2 separate regions of the Homo sapiens genome follow, and region 2 is linked to region 1. Evidence: chromatin contacts called from ENCODE Hi-C or POLR2A ChIA-PET data. All regions are on one chromosome and are shown on one strand. The core of a region is the stretch at or near the end of the contact, and the rest is flanking DNA. Distances in the headings are between cores, read along the strand shown. Region 1 overlaps CASC15 (cancer susceptibility 15). Region 2 overlaps CASC15 (cancer susceptibility 15).

Region 1 (7,239 bases), core at 2,362-4,861:
TTAACTTGCCATACTGTATTTTAAAGACGTATCTGAACAATTAAAAACACTGTATTGCAAATTGAAATTTCTCTTGCCTAGTTGCAAATTTTATTGCCACAAATGGGGTCCCTAAGAAGCACTGTCAACTTTATTGGCGACTTGTTGCTCCCTGATTGTGAGTCATCCTCAATAAAGTAATTCAGGGATCATCTCCTCAGTGGAGGAAAAAGGAACACGGGCAGAAACAACACAATGGGGTGAGAGGAAAATCCCAGAAGGAAAAAAACCAGAAACATAATATGAGCAGGGTAAAAGAGTATGTCCTTTAAGTCAAAGAAAAAGAATCACTGAGCAATGCAGTGAGAGATTTACTTATTTATTTATTAATTTTTATTTATGTATTTACTTATTTATTTTTTAAGACAGGGTCTCTCTGGCGCCCAGGCTGGAGTGCAATAGTGTGAGCACGGCTCGCTGCAGCCTCAACCTCCTGGACTCAAGCAATGTTCCCACCTCAGCCTCCTGAGTAGGTGGAACTAGAGGCACGTGCCACCAGGCTCAACTAATTTTAATGTTTTTTTCTTTTATTTTCTTTTTTGAGATGGAGTTTCACTCTTGTTGCCCAGGCTAGAGTGCAATGGCATGATCTCAGCTCACTGCAACCTCTGCCTCCTGGGTTCAAGCAATTCTCCTGCCTCAGCCTCCCGAGTAGCTGGGATGACAGGCATATACCACCATGCCATGAGAATTTTGTATTTTTAGTAGAGACGGGGTTTCTCCATGTTGGTCAGGCTGGTCTTGAACTCCTGACCTCAGGTCATCTTCCCGCCTTGGCCTCCCAAAATGCTGGCTGGGATTACAGGCGTGAGCCACTGTGCCTGGCCATTTTAAAAGTTTTAATAGAGACAAGGTCTCACTATGTTGCCCAGGCTGGTCCAGAACTCCTGGGCTCAAGCCATCCTCCTACCTCAGCCTCTAAAGTGCTGAAACTACAGGTGTGAGCCCCTGCACCCAGCAAAATAATTATTTAAAAAGGAGAAGATGAAGGAGACTACCACAGTAGGCAAGAAATGCCCTGTTCTCTAAGTAGAGCTCTCTGGGAGGAAACCCACAGCTCCCAGGCTGGCCCCAAGTGGGGTGAGGTATACATAAAATTGAAAGCCTTCCAAATATGAACAGACCTAAAACAAGAATAACTTTTTGAAGTTTTGTAATTCCTATATTAATATGAACCACGTCACAAAAATAGGTAGAACAGAGAGGAAGATATCCTTATTAAAGTATTTTAATAAAGGTTAGATGTTCTAATTATAAAAGATTTGCTTGCTCATTGTGGAAAACTGAGGAAAGAGAATGTAAAAAGAAAACAATTTTAAATGCTCATAATCTGGCGTGGCAGCTCACGCCTGTAGTCCCAGCACTTCGGGAGGCCAAGGCGGGTGGATCACTTGAGGTCAGGAGTTTGAGACCAGCCTGGCCAATATGGTGAAATCCTGTCTGTACTAAAAATACAAAAATTAGCCGGGTGTGGTGGTGGGCACCTGTAATCCCAGCTACTCAGGAGGCTGAGGCAGGAGAATCACTTGAACCCAGGAGGCAGAGGCTGCAGTGAGCTGAGATCGCACCACTGCACTCCAGCCTGGGTGACAGAGCAAGATTCTGTCCCCCAAAAAATTAAAAATAAAAGTAACTGTTCATAATCCATATTCAACTACTATAAACTCTCTGGCATGGTTCCTTCTAAACACTCGACAGTGTACTTTTGCATAGATAATATTGCACATGCAGTCTTGTATTTTCCTTTTACATTTTCAAATGTAAATTAAATTTAAATTTAAATGTAAAACACTGCCTAAACAGTTGTAATGTTGAATATTATTTTCTCATGCACTTTCATGTATATAATTATTTCTCCATTAGATGATAGGAATGTTGCCTCCCCCCATTTAAAAATCTTTTTGTATATAGATTTCATGTGTCAATGATAAAAGAACAGAAATAGGTAAATCTTTTGTGATATACAAGATGTACATTACTAAAAAAGAAATGTGAAATATAAAAATGGGACCCAATCATTTCAGTAAGTTTTATTACTAATATTAATCATGTTAATAGATAATTAACGTTAACTTTGACCCTTTAAATTCTGTGTTTTATATTCTCATGGATCCCAGACTGCATCATGCCTTTAATAGTGCTCTTTAGAGAGAATGATTTTTCTTTCTAAAACACATCTAAGTATGCTTTGTTGAGTAGTTTCACTGTAAAAGCAAATACAAGTGGGAGGATAAAAAGAAAAACAATTTCAAAGGAAGGAAGGAGAGAAGGAAGAGAAAAGAAAGGAGGAAGAAATTTCGTTAACCATATTCTAAGGCCTATACCACCATTAGTAAACTGTAGATATATTTTAATTCATTTCTCATACTTCTCCTTGAAAAGCATATCTTCCCATGTTAAGCGGAACAAGAACTCAAGTTCAGATTTAATAGAGTGCAGAGGGGAAGGCTGAGAGTGGGTGCAAGAGTTCACGAAAAAAGCTGGAGAGAGGATGGAGGGCCAAGCATCCAGTTTATGAGAGAGGAAAGGGGCTGCAGGATCACGCTCCTTTTGTAACATCCCCCTGCGTTTCTGGTCCTCAACTCCAAGTCTGCAGGGTGCGACCAGCCCCAGAGCCAGCAGAGCTGAGATAGACACCCCTCCTGGTTTAGCTCTGCTGCGCACACCATCCCAAGACCTGTGGGGTCAGGCCATGCGGGCAGCTCAGCAGCCACAAGGTCATGGCTGGGTTTGGCATGAAATGCTCACACTCGGAGTGAAAATAGGCCTCTGAAGAAGGATGAAGCAACAGCCAAGAAAGAACCACTTTGCAAACAGACTTCCGAGGAGAATGAGCCTCTTGAAATCCTCTGTGCAAAAGTTCACACCATAAAACAGCTGCTGCTTAATGTCTCCGGCTTCTAATGAGCCCCGAGCTCCCGGTTTGCACAGAACTTCCTGGCGAATGGTGTCCAAGGTCCTTTGCTCTTCCCCGCGCCGTTCAATCCCGTAAGTGCTCTTGGTCAAAAACTAGGTCATAAACTTATCCACTGAGAAGCGTTTACTGTTGTTTCAAATGGCGTATTCTGTTCAAGAGGTTATGATAACAAAAGAAGAGCAGCAAACAGGCTTTCAAGTTGGGGCATGTGGTTGCCAGGTTAAAAAACTGGCTCCTTACCTTATCTTAGTTCAGCTCTTTTAGATTCAAACTACTGGACTCTGGCCATTTTCTGGACTGATACAAATCATTTCTAGAATGACTAGATCAAATTTTATTTACTCTGTTTCCAGCTTTGAACTAACAGTTCCAAGCCAAAAAAAAAAAAAAAAGTTGCTGTTTCAGAAAGTATTGGCAAGATTCTCCCACTACCAAAGTTTACAGCATGGTTATACCCTGCCCCAGGAAGAAGGATGTGGCGGGATGGGGGTAAGGGAGGGAGAGAAATGGAGGAGGGCAGCTGTTTGTTCAATAAACTGCAGCAGAAAACCGCCCACATCCCATACTGTTTCTTCCACACCCCCAGCAGAGAAGCAGGAGGTGGCAGCATGAGAAGTCATTCCTCCAAGGCGAATCGTGCTGGCTGGCTGGCTTTCTGCACTCCCACATAACTGACCACGGTCCTTTCTGATTCACCCATGGAGCACAAGGACAGAAGCCAAAGGGTTTGTCTCTGCTTCCTGGGATGTTGATTCCTGCCCTGATGGAGCCCAGGAGATTTACGCCTCCTCCCCACCCATCCTCACCCTCACGTCCAACTACCCCACCCTCCTTCCCCAGTGTTTCTGAGCTCTAAGGCACACAGGGCTGCATTACAAAAGTACTCAACTAAAAGGTGTATATTTTGCATCCCACACCTTCCAAGAATATGCTGAAACTCCTCTCCACAAAAAGACACAGCTGTGGTCAACAGTCCCTAGGCTCCCCAAAACAGCATGTCCTCCACACTCAGCAACCAGGCCTCTGCTTTCTCTTCTGGAGTGGGAAGGAAGGAAAGGAATATGAGAAGGCAGGGTAGAAGAGCTGTAGCCCACCCCTACTCAGCCGGCTGGAAAGCTCCAATTTGTTAACCTAGAAAACCCTGGGGCATTGCAATCAAAGAGTGGCTCCACCCAAGCAAATAACTCGGATTATTTTTTTCCCTACTAGTGGGCAAGAAGAGAAAAGGGAAAATAAGGACAAATGTGTTCAAAACAGAAATACTGCATAACACTAACTTGGCTTTGGGCAAGGACCAGATTATAGGCCCAACACCTCCATTTCTGTCCAAGTGGAAAGAGAAACTACAGGGTGCAACCTTAATCCAGCTGCATGAACTCTGTTGCCCAGAGACTCTGCCAGCCCAAGAAGATCAACATAACCCCAAATTGCTCCTCAGTCCCCAGCTGGCCTTTTTTTTTTTAGACAGTTTCACTCTTGTTGCCCAGGCTGGTGTGCAATGGCATGATCTTGGCTTATTGCAACCTCCACCTCCCAGAATCCCAGATTCAAGCTATTCTCCAGCCTCAGCCTCCCAAATAGCTGGGATTACAGGCATGCACCACCATGCCCAGATAATTTTGTATTTTTAGTAGAGATGGGGTTTCACCATGTTGGTCAGTCTGGTCTCGAACTCCTGACCTCAGGTGATCCGCCTGCCTTGGCCTCCCAAAGTGCTGGGATTACAGGTGTGAACTAGGCATGTGGCCTAGTTCTTCAGGGTTTTTAAAGTTCTTTTTGGTAAACTGATTCTTTGTAATATACTGGTCTTAATTATAATTACCGTGGAAAGATCATTTAGCTTCAAAACTCAATGTGAGGTGGTTCTGTGTTAGAGTAGACTCTGCATGTGCATGAATTTTTCTCCTAAAAAGCCTCTCAACCCTTTCTCAAATGACTAAACTGTGACCAAAGAATGGGAACTGATATTGATGTCACAGTTCGGTTAATTGTTAAAAATAAATAAATCCAGGTTTTAGGTAATAAAACCTAAGACCAATAATTCATCTAAGACCAATGCTACAACATGTTGTCCTTTGCCAACTCTAAACGGGAAATACAAGCTGGCACAAGATGGGCACTAATCAAAGTCCTTACGTATCTCTAAACACAGGTTCAATATGACCTAACTCACATTAATTGCCTTGAAGGCTCATCTGAATTCCATGATTTAAATTTAAAAAAAAAAAAAAAAGTTGAATTGTTTTGAAAGGCGTAGAATGCCAAAAGTTGTTTACAGTTTTCGTCAGGTAAAAAGATATAACTGGCCAGGCGTGGTGGCTCACGCCTGTAATCCCACCACTTTGGGAGGCTGAGGCAGGTGGATCATCTGAGGTCAGGAGTTCAAGATCAGCCTGTCCAATATGATGAAACCCCATCTCTACTAAAAATACAAGAATTAGCTGGACGTGGTGGCATGCTCCTATCATCCCAGCTACTCAGGAGGCTGAAACAGGAGAATCACTTGAACCCAGGAGACAGAGGTTGCAGTGAGCCGAGATTGCACCACTGCACTCCAGGTGCAACTCCTGAGCAACAAGAGTGAAACTCCATCTAAAAAAAAGTTTTTTTAAAAAGGCCGGGCACAGTGGCTCACGCCTGTAATCCCAGCACTCTGGGAGGCCAAGGCGGGCGGATCACCCAAGGTTGAGAGTTCGCGACCAGCCTGACCAACATGTAGAAACCCCGTCTCTACTAAAAAATACAAAATTAGCCGGGCGTGGTGGCGTATGCCTGTAATCCCAGCTACTCGGGAGGCTGAGGCAGGAGAATCGCTTGAACCCGGGAGGCAGAGGTTTCAGTGAGCTGAGAACGTGCCATTACACTCCAGCCTGGGCAACAAGAGCGAAACTCCGTCTAAAAAAATTATATAAATATATATATATATATATAACATAGCCATCGTTAGTATAAAAATTGTACTTTTTATTTTAATTTTTTTCAGACTGAGTTTCACTCTTATTGCCCAGGCTGGAGTGCAATGGCACGATCTCGGCTCACTGCAACCTCCGCCTCCCGGGTTATAGCAATTCTCCTGCCTCAGCCTCCCGAGTAGCTGGGATTACAGGTATGTGCCACTACGCCAGGCTAATTTTGTATTTTTAGTAGAGACAGGGTTTCTCCATGTTGGTCAGGCTGGTCTCGAACTCCCGACCTCGGGTGATCTGCCCGTCTCGGCCTCCCAAAGTGCTGGGATTGTAGGCGTGAGCCACCGCGCCTGGCCAAAAATTGTACTTTTTTTGTTGGGGGACAGAGTCTCACTCTGTCTCCCGGGCTAGAGGACAGTAGCGCGATCTCAGGTCACTGCAAGCTCCACCTCTAACCAAGTTGTGGGAAACAGGAAATGTATTGACATTAATTGCCTTGTAGGCCCATCTGAATTCTTTGAGATTCCTCTCTTCCCCTCCCTGCTCTTGGCTTGCTCAGTGTTCTTTTACCTCCATCGTCACTGTGTAAGGAATTATTGGCAACTAGGCAAGAATGTCTATGAGCCTAATTTGAACTCTGCTGTCTTTCCGCAAAGAAACCAGAATCTGAAACTCTTACATCTCAGTGAGCCCCCAGAACAACCAGGAAAAATGAACTCCCAAAGGGGGAAAAATACCCATAGATTCAAAAAGAGATGAGTATACGGTGTGTTTCCAGGTCTAGCTCCACATGGCCTTTATACGCCAAGTACCACGGGATTAATGCTTGGAATGCTCAACATTGGTTATGCATAGGATTAGATTTATAAATATAAATGAGTAATACTTTCAGCTTATCTTTTCTAAAAAGTACTGACATAGCTGTAACAGCCTTAGCCACCAATAAGAAACTGCCTGTTAAAGTGAATATTCTTGCTAGTTTAAAATAGTAGCTCACTCTGCCTGACAAAACCATTTACAACATCTATAATATCTACGTATTCAAACTGCCACAATCATATAATTCATCAACTGAGAATTACCACATATTCTACCAGCATGCGGAGAACCTTTTAAGTATCTGGAAGGACCTAATGAAATGTACATCCTAACCCCAGAAAAGATGTAACTTCTTCTATGAACAATGTTCCACTCAAAATACTTTGAGAGGGGCTGGGCACAGTGGCTCACGCCTGTAATCCCAGCACTTTGGGAGGCTGAGGCAGGGGGGATCAACTGAGGTTAGGAGTTCGAGACCAGGCTGGCCAACACAGTGAAACTCCATCTTTACTAAAAATACAAACATATTAGCCAGGCGTGGTGGCACGTATCTGTAAT
Region 2 (7,115 bases), core at 275-2,774, 39 kb before region 1:
TCTGATGATCAGCCAAATTTAGAAACCACTGGACTTTGCATACTTTCCATTTTCATTAGTTCTAGGAGTCCACCCCATCGGTTCCTGCTTCCAGATCTCTGCCCATTTCATGATGGGTATTTACTTCTAGGATAAGCCTACAGCTTCCTGACTCACCATGTTACTTTCTGATTAAGTAATGAGAGATGTGAATTCTTCCTTCATTTATTTTATTTGTTCAACAACAAGTATTTATGTAGCTTCTTTCAACAGCTAGTGATACTTGGCTTCATATAAGATTACCCACTAACAATTTGATCTTGAACTCTTTCCTCAAAGGAAGATTTTTTAAAGCATAGAGCAATTATGTATGATTCCAATTCAGGACAAAGTAGGCGGTAACTTACATTTTTAGCTCTTAAGTGGGTGCTCACGGCCATATGTAGCTCCTGAGTGTGGAGATTACATCCCAAATATAGAACAAGGCTCATCTATACAGTATAATTGTGGAATTCTAAGTCTCAGTCTCCAAGCCACAGAAACGAGGGAGCTATTCAGAGAAGTGGATTCCTTCAAGCAAATATTCTATACTTTCCCCCAATCACCATTTTTTTCAATAAATCAGGTTGCAGCTGAGAAGATGCCAGGCTCATATATTCTCCCTTCAAATTTATGTATTTGATACTTTCTATTCGGTTTTTTTGGAGGTTTCCTCAACCCAGAAAGGGTGGCTGCTGATCATCTCTTCCTGAACTATTGTTACACTTGCCCAAGTACCCAAGCCCTTGCGTGTGACACACTTGTGCACCTGGAATCTCAATTAGTTCCAAGCAATATAAATAGAAAAAGTGGCCACTGGTAATGGATATAAAATGAAGTGGCAGAAGGGCACTTTTCAAGGCAGTGAAAATACAGCTTTGACAATGGACACAGGGAGTCGTAACACCCGGCAGGCTCTCATTTGGTCTGCACAGAGGAAAGCGTGGTGTGTAAACTCCAGACGTATCTAATGCAGAGCACTTGTTCAGAAGCCCTAGTGCAACATCCGGCTTTTGTTCATGTCCATAGGCGTCTCTTAGAAAAAAAGAACCCAAAGCACATAGAGAGGAAGCTGCTAAAACACTGACTTCTAATTAGATCACTAACATCACTGGAGGAAAAGGAAAATGGATCTGTCTACTGTTTCCTTAAAATCCGCTACTGCTTTATCTAAAAGCTATAAATGACAAACATCCTAAATAGCGTACTGTACTTGGGTTCAAAAGTTCAGCAGTATCTGGAGAAGTGGTAGCACCCTCCCCGAGGAAGGACCAACCTGGGGGCTACAGAAGGGTTATTGAACCTGGCTCCTCCCACTCAGACCATCTGCAAAAGCTTAGGTCTTTGCAGCCATTCTGACCTTCAGGCCTAGAGTCGTTACTCAAACTGCACCTGCCCGGGATTGGGTTTCCTGCTAGTGAATGATTGTTTCTTTCCTTTAGTCTGCAAACAGCTGTCACGTGATCAAGTGGCAGGCAGAATGGAGGGAGCTGGCCCCTTGCAAAAGGGCTGAGTGGGACACCAACTTGGGTGATTCATCTCCTTCAAAAACCTGTTCCTGAAATGCTTTTGTATGTTTATATTGCTTCTTGTTTCAGCTCATAGATAATTAAAGCCTGTCAGAGATGGGGCTCTAACCTGGAAAATATACTATCTCTATACTCATTAGGGCTCATAAGGATGAATGGGGCTCATTGTCTTTCCCTTTTCCCTTTGACCCCAGTGATTCCTAAATCTATGGTTTATAACCTTGCAAAAAAATGAGGGTAACCTTGAAAAGGAATGCACTGTCTCCCTGTAACAAGAGATTACAGTTGCATGCCAGAATCAGTTATACCTGCTTGCTAGACATTTTGCTAATCCAAATAATATGTCCACAGCATGCGTAAAATAACCTTGGACATTTTGACAGTAATGGAATAAAATCTTAGAGGCATTTTCACTCAATAAACATCTTGTGGGGGAGGGGGGATTTACATAACATTTGTACATGTTATTAGGAGATTCTACCCAAGAGGACACTGGCATGCAAGGAAGTGAATTGTTATAGTTACTCACAAGCAAAGTTAAATATTACAAGAAAAGGGAAGGTTATTCTAGCCAAACTTTCTGACAATAAAGAATCACGGCTTTCCCTCAAAAGGACAGTTCTATATTTAATTTAAAGAAAACACACAGAGCTATATCTATCCAAAATGCTTCCCAATGATTAATCGAAACAGTATTCCTTCTTGGATGAGAGTGAAGCAGTAGGAATGGAGAACTGTCAAATCTTCCAGACCTCTAGGCATCCAAAATCAATGCAGAGGTTAGAGTGTTGCTTGGCAGTGGCTTTCCTCCCGAGAATTTCACTCCTGCATATCAAGAATGCTATTGGATTTTTCACACACACACACACACACACCTTGGACATGCCACAAGTGTATTCCTCCTGCTGAAACACAATTATAAGGCTAACAGATCAGATGAGCATGCATTAAGTGGAAAAGCAGGCAGGTTTAAATTGGACTGCAGAGTTATCACAGGTAGAGAAACAAAATTAGTTTATAAGAAAATAAAAAAGAAAGCACTCCTTATTACTCACCCACATCCCTCACCTTCCCCTGTGCCAGCGTTGGCCCTGGGCTTACTAGGATGTTTAAAGGCCGACAAGAAGAAATCCTCATCTACAGCCTTAGCACTTAATGTGGGTAAATGTCAACTGTTGGTACCCAGGTGTTGAATAGCGTCTGCCTTTACTTTTAAGCAATAAGACAAGATAGGCTGAATACTTGTGGGTGACTATTGCTTTGCTCAAGTGAATACCAAAATGACTCTGAACACATGAGAAACATAATAATTCTTTCGAAATGTCCTGACTGAAGCACCTCATTTTAGATTACAAAATGGATTTCATACATTTCAGCTAGAAAGAAAGAAAGAAAGAAAGAGAGAAAGAAGGAAAACAGGCGGATCAGTTTATTTTCTGAGCACAGTATTAATGACATGATGACATCACCAACAGCCAATCAGAAAGCTCTCTGGTGTCTGGTGTTCTAACACCATTTCATATTTATGGATAAGCACCAGAAGGGTGTCAACCCTAAGCTGCATTTCCCTCCCTACTCACTTCTAAATAAAGTGCTTGCTTTCATTCAGCAGCCAAACTAACAACAAAAAAAAAGCCCTCACAGTAGCTCTTCCTCCTCATCCCAGCCTGTTTTCTGACAATTCTGAAACAATAAGTGGAAGGAGGGGGAGACTGGCTGGAACTTTGTGTCACCGCTTCCTGCAAAGCCGCTAAAGGCATTCTGGAGCTTCTGAAAAGTCCTCATTGACAAGCCAAAGCCAAGGCTTCATCTGCAAAACCCCTAAGAGCAGACAAAAGGGAGATTATTTGCAAAAGGCAGGTTAGGGGTGTCTGTACTCAGGAAATTGATGCAATTGTTTTTCCCCTCCCAACCATTTTTTAAAATTATTATTTACTCCTAGTACTTCCTCACCCTCTAAAGCACTTTTGAAGAAGAGAGTGAGAAAGTTAACCTTGCCCAGGTTAATCTGAGGCCAGCGCAGCCCGAACAGTTCATAAGTTCAGTTTCCCACTCCGAGACCAATGGAGGTCAAGGGTCACCCATGCACCCAGGAACAGGACAATAGGGACGAAACTGTCACATCAATGATGGCACTCTGTTCTCAAGGTTGGTGCTAATTGCTGGGCTGCTGAGAGATGTAATGGCCAGAGCAGGAGTAGGGCCCACATTTATTTTTGGTTTGACATCAACGATCTGTATTGAACAGAAATTAATAATGCATTTCAAATTCGAGGCAGCACAAAGGAGGTGTCTGTAGCATCCATGAAAAGTCCCTGCCCTAGACAACCACTCCACCTTTCTGGCTCTTACAATTCTCCCCAAACCTCATCTACAGATGAATATAGCCCTCTTCTTTTTCCACATCCCAAACCATCTGATGCTGTAGCAGGATCACTGGATCAAGCTCAAAAACCAGAATTATAACATGTAATAAAGATGCTTGGCCATGCTGCAAAGATGACAGAATTTGGCATGCTGGCCCGGAGCCAGAGCGACAGATCTTGAGCTGATGTTCCTTTTCTACAGATTTAACAACGTACAAGGAGAAGAAAATTAATAATCTGATCAGAGCAAGTTCAATGTCTACGAGCTTCCCTTGGTTTCCCTCTGATGAGCTCCCCACCCCACACTTTCCTGGATGCCAAAAACAGCCAAATGAAATGACTGTAGCCTGTCCCTTTTCCTAATTAACTTGGTTCAAAGGTAAACTATTAAATAGATTCAAAGAGGGAAGGAGAAGAATTGGGATCCTCACTATTTGGGGGCTATATAATTAGAATCACCTAATTTCTTTCATATGCGCCATCTGAGCCAAAGCATAAAGATGCCCCCGCCGCATGTGAAAGCGTACATATTTTACACACAACCCACACACACACATTCTTCTACCTGCCGAGTCCCTATACAAATCAGAAAGATCACAATATAAAGAAGAGACAGTTGTCTGTGAAGCAAAGAAGAAAGAAATCTGACCTCAGACCTCTAAATCCTTAGGTCATCTGGGGCTTAGGAGAGGGAGGGAAAAAATTGTGTCTTTGTTAGATAGCTTATTTTAAAAAGGCACAAGAGGGGAGGAAAAAAAAAAAGAGTTTCTTTTGTCCCTTATGCTAAGCAATGGGTGTTGTCATTTTGAAAGTTATACAAATTCACAAGACAAAATAAAAAGCCAGACATAAAAATCTGAGCACTCAACAAAAAGGAACAAATTAAAATGCAGTATGCTGGTATCATAAATCCAAAAATAAATATGTGGGCAAGTGTTTCTAAAGGGCACTCTTCCCAATGCTCTTTCCTAATGCAAATGAAATCCGTTCCAAAACCTACCTATTAGAAGGCCTTCTTATTACTCTCTAATCTTGGTGCTCCATGTGAGCTGGCAGAAGGGAGAACTAATTTGGATCATCCAAAAATCATTTACATTTGGTTTTGGTTGCATTATATGAGGGTGGTAAGTTGGCTACAAATTTCCCTCCCTAATTAAGTTTACTTTAGAATAATTTTAAGTTTTATATTCCCTCCACACAAGCCAAGTAACAACTGCAGACAGTGGCTGGCTGGCAACAGCAAAAAGCCAATCATGGATTTTTTTTTAATTGTCATAGATAAGTTATCTGTACACAGCTAATCATGGTGACAGAATTAGCTTCAGCTCAGGGTGCCAGTGTTGGGAAGCATCCAGAGACCTAGATTTGCCAATGATGTCAGGTATGTGCAAACAAAGGTGTGATGAGGTATGGCCAGGTGTGAGACCCACTGGGTGGAATACCATCCATCAAAGAGATGTCTTTCACTCATTATAATCACACCCCTTACTCCATGTTCCATCCTCATAACCCTGAGCCTTCCTCCAGTTCTTCAAAGACAGGGCTGTTGTTTACATTTCTTAGGATCTTCAACTCCCATCCAACCTACATATTTACAACACACCCACACTCAGAAAAGTCAGAAATGGCATGGAGAATCCAGGCTCCAATTTTGATTCCACTTAGACTATATCATAAATCACAAGGCTATTTGGAGACTAACTGCCTAGTGATTGGACCCAGTAGACGTGAATCAGGGCTAAGATTCTATTATTTAGAAAAAGTACAGAAATCTCTCATTGTCTCTGTTTAGGTATCATAGGATCTGCTTCCTTTGCCATCTTTATTATGGATTCTCTTTTTCTTCAACACAGGTTGAGTATCCCTTATCTGAAATGCTTGGGACTAGAAGTGTTTCAGATTTTGGATTTTTTCAGATTTGGGGATATTTGCATTATATATTTACTAGATGAGGATCCCAAGTCAGAAAATTTGAAATCCAAAATGCTCCCACGAGGCAGGGTGCAGTGGCCTCCCACCACTTTGGGAGGCCGAGGCGGGTGGATCACCTGAGGTCCGGAGGTCGAGACCAGCCTGGCCAACATGGCAAAACCCCATATCTACTAAAAAAACAAAAAAATTTAGCCAGGCGTGGTGGCGGGAACCTGTAATCTCAGCTACTCAGGAGGCTGAGGCAGGAGAATCACTTGAACCCAGGAGACAGAGGTTGCAGTGAGCCAAGATCATGCCATTGCAACCCAGCCTGGGCGATAAGAGTAAAATTCCATCTCAAAAAAACAAACAAACAAACAAACAAAAACCAACGCTCCCATGAGCATTTCCTTTGAGCATCACGTCAGGGCTCAAAAAGTTTTGGATTTTGGAAGCATTTTACATTTTAGATTTTCCACTTTGGGATGCTAAACCTGTAATACCAAGGAGTTGGTATGTAAGCTATCTTGCATAGTGTCTTTTTTACTCTTTTTCATCTCAGGCTTTTGTTTTTTCATTCAGATCAATCCAATGTTATGTTTTCTTTTCATGTAATCTCTTGTGAAGAATGCAGAAGAATCCTGTATACCTCTGAAATTCATGAAGGAAAATTTAGGAAAGGAAAGTATGGCCAGGCGTGGTGGCTCACGCTTGTAATCTCAGCACTTTGAAAGGTTGAGGCGGGCTGATCACTTGAGGTTAAGAGTTCGCGACCAACCTGGCCAACATGGTGAAACCCCGTCTCTACTAAAAATACAAAAATTAGCTGGGCATGGTGGTGCACACCTGTAATCCCAGCTACTCAGGAGGCTGAGGCAGGAGAAAAACTTGAACCTAAGAGTCGGAGATTGCAGTGAGCCGAGATTACACCACTGCATTCCAGTCTGGGCAACAGAGCAAGGTTCCATCTCAAAAAAAGAAAAGAAAAGAAAAGAAAAAAATAAAAGTATGCATATGGAAATATGCATATTAGAACAATATCATAAAAAACAACTGTCTTTCTTTACCTGCCCCCAGCCCAAGTAAAATTTCCTATAATCCTCACCATCAAGAAAAGAGTAGGATTTGTGACAAATCAATAGTCAAATCAAATACAAGTATTAGTTTCATTGTTCATTTGAAATGTACAATGGAAACGAATAAAGCTTTGAGACTTTAGGAAAGAAAATTTGTTTTGTTTTGTTTGAGATGGAGTCTCTCTCTTTCACCAGGCTAGAGTGCAGTGGCTCAC

What was found. A loop is a pair of places that touch in the nucleus more often than their neighbours do. ChIA-PET counts read pairs that join two places held with the same protein, here RNA polymerase II (POLR2A). Pooled maps may share reads with other maps.
Region 2: a loop to region 1 is called in a map of heart left ventricle, with 2.0 times the contacts of the local background. The contact joins two enhancer-like sites. A Hi-C loop is called at or near these places in 1 of 168 maps with a recorded cell type or tissue (heart left ventricle) and 1 of 50 pooled maps. POLR2A ChIA-PET finds 5 or more read pairs at or near these places in 5 of 52 experiments (HEK293, IMR-90, OCI-LY7 and 2 more).

The regions. Positions count from the first base shown.
Region 1 is chr6:21,804,588-21,811,826 of GRCh38, reverse strand. All of the region lies in intron 4 of CASC15 (cancer susceptibility 15), which reads right to left. Among named protein-coding and RNA genes, the nearest start is that of CASC15, 140 kb to the right of the region's middle. Within about 2 kb of position 3,611, at least 17 of the 41 ENCODE cell types and tissues checked have a DNase peak (open chromatin) inside an H3K27ac peak, as active enhancers do.
Region 2 is chr6:21,841,245-21,848,359 of GRCh38, reverse strand. All of the region lies in intron 4 of CASC15 (cancer susceptibility 15), which reads right to left. Among named protein-coding and RNA genes, the nearest start is that of CASC15, 180 kb to the right of the region's middle. RefSeq lists enhancers at 1,094-1,223, 1,254-1,303. Within about 2 kb of position 1,524, at least 4 of the 41 ENCODE cell types and tissues checked have a DNase peak (open chromatin) inside an H3K27ac peak, as active enhancers do.